Linked DNA regions of Homo sapiens: region 1 is linked to region 2. A link is a contact called in ENCODE Hi-C data. All regions are on one chromosome and are shown on one strand. The core of a region is the stretch at or near the end of the contact, and the rest is flanking DNA. Distances in the headings are between cores, read along the strand shown. Region 1 holds the start of NXPE3 (neurexophilin and PC-esterase domain family member 3). Region 2 holds the start of CLDND1 (claudin domain containing 1).

Region 1 (3,011 bases), core at 135-2,634, 3.3 Mb after region 2:
TATTTCCTCGAGGAAGAAGGAGTATCAGATCATTACTACAATGGTTGAACTAGTTTACAGTCCCACCAACAGTGTAAACGTGTTCCTACTTCTCCACATCCTCTCCACCACCTGTTGTTTCCTGACTTTTTAATGATCGCCATTCTAACTGGTGTGAGATGGTATCTCATTGTGGTTTTGATTTGCATTTCTCTGATGGCCAGTGCTGATGAGCATTTTTTCATGTGTTTGTTGGCTGCATAAATGAACACTTGGACACAGGAAGGGGAACATCACACACCTGGGCATGTTGTGGGGTAGGGGGAGGGGGGAGGGATAGCATTAGGAGATATACTTAATGTAAATGACGAGTTAATGGGTGCAGCATACCAACATGGCACATGTATACATATGTAACAAACCTGCACGTTGTGCACATGTACCCTAGAACTTAAAGTATATTAAAAAAAAAAAAAAGAAGATCATTACTACAGAAGAGATCTTCCACCCTGTGGCAGAACTTCCTTTTATCCCATTCACGGATCTGGTTGCCCACGAAGCAGGCCTGCCATGAAAACATCTGAATGAGCATGCAGAGTCCATTATGGTCAAGAAATGGAAAAATACTTAGTTGTCATGTACATTAATTATTTTTCTTAAACCTTGGGGTAATAGTCCGGGGGCAGGCCTGCTTTTGGGGCCTGTGTTAACCCCACTGTGCTCCAAGCACAGAGAAACACGGTGCAGCCCACAATTCCTTCTGGTTTCTTGAACAAGTGTCTTCTCAGGACTCCTCTCAGTTCCTGAATTTCACAAAACTGCTACCGACGTTTTACCAGTTAGAAAAATGTCCAAAATAGGATAACCCAGAATTGGGGATGGTGGAGGGTGAGGAAAGTATGCTTTGCCAAGAGACCGACATCATGTACAGTGAGAGTAAAAGGAACGGGCTGTTTTACTGGCGAGTAGAAGTTGTTGACTAATGTCAAAGCAAGGAAAAGATTCAAGGATCCGCTATATCCGTGCTTATACTTGGCAAATCGCATTTCTCTGGTTCAGGGCACAATAAATTCCATCACTCCACAGGAAAGACTGCCCTACTAGAGTCAACTGCGGTTGTGGGCACTTTCGCTGACAAGCGAAAAGCCTTGAGGTAGGTGGATGCTCCCAGGAAACTCAGACGTCCGAAGTTCACGAGGAGTTGGGTCGTGAGAGGGGCCAGACCTCGATCCGCGGGGCGACAGCTGCAGTGTCGCGTCGCGAGCAGGAGCTTGGCGGCGTAGAGCGCCAGGGTGCCAACTTCGCTTCCAGGCCTGTGGGTTCCGCCCGGCGCGTGCTGCTGTCAGTCAACGCCCTCGGCCCGCCCCCGCCGAAGCTCCACCAATCGTAGCCGGGGGTCGGAGGTGAGGAGACGTCGCCGGGTGAGGAAGCGGGGGGCTAGCGGCCTGGCGCTGCGGCGACCGACCGGGGCGTCAGGATCCCTGGCCCCCGGAGAGCGAAGGGCGGGCGGGTCCCGGAGGTGAGTGCTGGATGTGGTCTGTGTGCGGACGTCGGGAGGGGCCGCTGCGGGCGGAGCGACCCATTGCCCGGCTCTGCCAGCGCGCTCCTAGACTGCGAAGCCCCTCCCTCCGCGCGCATCTGCTCCCGAGTCCCCAGCCCCGTGCTGATAGGTGCAGCCCCTGGAGTCGTGGCTGTGGGCATAGGTGCCAGGGAGGGGAGGCCCGGGTCGAAGGCATAGGCAGAATTGGAGCCCTGGGTTGCCAAAGCGTCGCAGCTAAGAAGCCGGAGCCCAGGCTAGTACCGGCGGGGCGGGGCGGGGCGGGGCCGGGAGCGAGCATCTCCATCCTCAGTTTCCTCCACTTGCGGCAACGCCACAGCTCGGTACAGTTCGGACCTCCACGCCGCAGCGAAAGACTTCTGTCCTCCAGGCACCTTCACTAACCCGGTGCGGAGCACTTGGCGACGCCTCCCTGCCCATCTCATATCTCTCGGCTCATCGCTGCTCTGGGCACCAGCTGCCTCTTGGCTGGCGCTGCTGTCACACGGTGGACTGTTCTGGCCTTACTGAGCTGCCGTTTGGGGACATCAGATTCAGGTCGTATGGGGAGAAACGAGTGTAACTTTACAAGGTGTGATATGGAGACCCTGGCCTGTTGCCCATTTCTGCCTGATCAAAGGCCACTAGGGTGGTAATAAGAGGGGTTCCGAGGCAGGATTTATGCAGCATTTGTGCAAAATTGTAAATTTTCTTTGCTTTTCATTATTTACATTAAAGGGGGATTGTTGCCACATTTCCTAAAGATAAAGAATCACACTGCTTTGGTGGGCCTCCCCGCTCCTCACTGTGGTTAATTATCATTTGGAACATCAGGATATATTTGAAACTGGCAGGACTCCCAGACCCTGATAATTGTTTGGAGGCAGCAGTATACTATTTCTCCGTAGTGTTTGGGTTCTGCTTTTCTTTGAATTTGTTTAGTATTTTTTTTTCCATGTCTGTTATCCTCACAATCTCTTTGGGGCCAATAGAGTGCTGTTATTTGTTACTGAGAAAGGAAACGAAGGGATAAATCACTGAAGTGGGGTTAGCCTTCCCCATTGCCTGGGAATTGGGTTGTCCTGACCTGACAATTTAAGTTACAATTCAAACATCATTTTGGAAAGGCCATCCTTTTACCAACTGAAACGAATAACAGTCCCTGGCCACTCTATACTAGTGGTTCTCCCACTTGGCTGTATGTTGTAATCATCTAGGGACCTTTTTAAAAAAAGCTACTTCTTGGGCCTATTCCTACAGATTCTGATTTAATTGTTTGAGTGGGGCCCAGTTGTTTGTATTTTAAAAAGCTTCCACGATGATTATTAATGTTCATGCAGGGTTGAGGACCACAACCTATCAATGTGTTCAATATTTAAAAAATAGCACTTAGTACAGTGTGACTTATATAACTGATTTTATTACTTCTCCACTTGCTATGTAACCTCCATGAATACATGGGGCCCTGCTTTGGAAGAAGGGCAAGGGAAGGTCC
Region 2 (2,700 bases), core at 39-2,538:
ACTCATTCTCATAAAAGTACTTATTGAATGCTCACATACCCAGGATGCTACGGAGACAGAGGTCTTGTTCTCTAGTCTATCACCTGCATACTAAAACAGACAACACTGAAATGGACATACACATTACAGATACAAACAATAGACATGCCCATGGTCAGCAGTGTACCGTGCACACATTTTAAATTACAGACTGAATTTTTGCACGAGCTGCAGAGGATTAAGTGTTCTGGGTTTGAGTGTTAAAAAGGCACAGGAAAAAGAAGCAGTGGAAATTGGCTTCTCCCAGTTTCCTCTGAAGAGGGAAGCCTCCTAAAACAAAGGTAAGAGTCAGGAGCCATACAGAAAACAGAGTTGAAGATGTTTGTTAACCCCGAGGGAAAGGTTGTTCTAGGTGTATAAAATAGCAAAGAGAACAATAACATGTAATAATGCTAGATAGCAATCTCTCCCTAATCCATTAAAGCTAAGCCAAGCTTCTTTACGCTGCCAAATGCTTCACTCCTATCTACTCTCCCGATTCCTTATACTTCTGAACCTCCTCAACAGAAATCTTGCTCTCTCCCTAAATCCTCAGTGCAACATACGTCCGCAAAAACTAAATGATCCCTCCTCAGCCAGACAGAAAACTCTCAACATATCAACACTCCCAAGGCGTGGACAGGGCTCAACGGCAGTAGTAAATGGCCGCGGTAAAATGACTCAAGGCAGATCGCGCTGAGTCAAATACTACACGGCAAGTATACACCGTGACCGCACCAAACACCTTACAAAGGTTCATGAAAACAGACTCGCAAACTGGGGTTGCTGAGTTTGGAAAATGGGAAGTGACTCAGGAAAGATAAGAGCAATGACAACGAAAACTCAAAAAGTTGGATTTGTATTTTGATTTTTTAAAAATCCCCCCTTCATCCTGGTGCTCTCAAATGACCTTAAAGGGTCCCAGCACTGGGAACGGCGGTTCGTCCAAGCCGGACGCCTGCAGCAGCCACCTCCTGGGCCTCACGGCGGGGCCGGAGAAGGCCAGGGCTGGGGCGGGGCAGCCGTGCTCGGCCCCGGGCCAGGGTCCCCCGGTACCCGACCAGGCCCCGCCCTAGAGGGCTCGGCCCTGGGACAAATCCGCCGCTCGGAACCCGCCCAGCCCGACCACGCCCGGGAAGGGGGCCCCTCTTCAAACCGCCGGGAACATGGAACCGCGACGCGACCCCTGCCCGGCGACGCAGGTCCCGCTCACTCACCGCCCATCCTCCTGCTCCGCCAGCTTCACCCTCTAGCTCAGACCACAGCACCCTACTCTCCCCGCGCCTCCTCTGACGCACTTCCCTGCAGAGCCCGCCCCCTCCATAACTCCCGCGCCTCCGCCCGCCCCCACTCCGGGCCGGGCCGCGGCCCGGGGCCGAGGGGCCTTGTGGGAGTTGTAGGAGGGACAGACTGAAAGCTGTCTGAGGCGGCGATAGGCATTCCTGGCGCCGCGCGCGGCGCATTGTGGGAGATGTAGTTCAGCTCCTCAGGGCAAGCCGGTACGCAGAAGGGAAGTCTAGGCTGTTGGATTCTTGCATTTTAGGGAGGAAGGGAGAATGGTCCAGAAAGTAAAGCGGGCCTGTTTCCGGTCATCTCGAGTCAATGACCGTGACTTGTATAACTTAGATCTGACTTTTAGGCCTGTGCTTTCCCTATCACACCACCCTGCCTCTAGATCTAAGTATAAATGAACAAAAATGGGATTCTACTTGTGAAACGTTGACCCATTTTATTTCCCTCTCCCAGAATCCCTCCCATTGGAGCAGAGCATCCTTCTGGTTTTATTGCATAAGTTTAGGCTAAGAAGTATGTGACCTGGCAGACAGTATCCATCAAGAATGTAATGATATTATTTGGGTTTCATAAAATGTGTTTGTAGCTGCCTTCTTTTTATGACAAGTGATACTAGTTTTCTATTGCAGCAATGTTGTTCCTTTTAAATTCTTTTCACTTATTTTAAAAACTATTAAGTTAATAATACTGAGGATACCAGATATGTCAAAAAATGAATAAAAAATTGTGGGTATAGTAGGAAAAAGACTGAAATTTGGGGAACATCACTCAAGCAGATAAGGTCATGGACAGCATTGGAGATTGCAGATGATGTGTGGCACAGGGGCAACAATGATTCTGAACCCTCAGGTTTAACACAGAAATTCATGGACAGGAAGCAGGGACATCTTAACAATAACATGAGTGGAACTATTAACGTGGCCTGGGACCAGCAAATGGTGGATTTCTCAACAGTAACCGACAGAGAAAGCTGACTCAAGGACCAGAGGGGCTCTCAAACCCCCACTCTGTCCCCTAATGCCTTGTAATTTAGCATAGGAGAAAGATGGGAGCTGCAAGTTGATATTAAATTTCTACCACTTTGACAGATTAAAGGCATGATATGTTTCTCTATCTGTACTTACATTTCTTTGACCTGAGTGGGTGAAACTGATATTCATATGCAGCACATAATAAGGTAGTAGCCAAATATATTCAAACATGACTCTGGATTTTCATATACAGCATATAATCAAAAAAAAATTTGTCAGAGGCACCAACTAGAGAAAGTGATGGAGAGGCACAGGCAAATTGTCAATGTGTAGTAAGACACATAAATGCCCTTATACTCCAGGAAATGTCTTCATCCATTGGCCTTCATTAGAAATCCCCTATTTTCCGCCGGGCATG

The links. Hi-C counts contacts between places; a loop is a spot of excess contacts on that map. Pooled maps may share reads with other maps.
Region 1: a loop to region 2 is called in a pooled map, with 6 times the contacts of the local background. The contact joins the promoter of NXPE3 here to the promoter of CLDND1 in region 2. A Hi-C loop is called at or near these places in 7 of 50 pooled maps.

What each region holds. Positions count from the first base shown.
Region 1 is chr3:101,777,827-101,780,837 of GRCh38, forward strand. NXPE3 (neurexophilin and PC-esterase domain family member 3) reads left to right here and starts at 1,385. Exons shown (of 8, transcript NM_145037.4): 1 at 1,385-1,498. RefSeq lists enhancers at 1,199-1,493, 2,058-2,107 and a silencer at 1,298-1,647.
Region 2 is chr3:98,521,614-98,524,313 of GRCh38, forward strand. CLDND1 (claudin domain containing 1) reads right to left here and starts at 1,289. Exons shown (of 5, transcript NM_001040181.2): 1 at 1,236-1,289. CLDND1-AS1 (CLDND1 antisense RNA 1) reads left to right here and starts at 957. Exons shown (of 2, transcript NR_198998.1): 1 at 957-1,220. RefSeq lists silencers at 736-845, 896-1,535.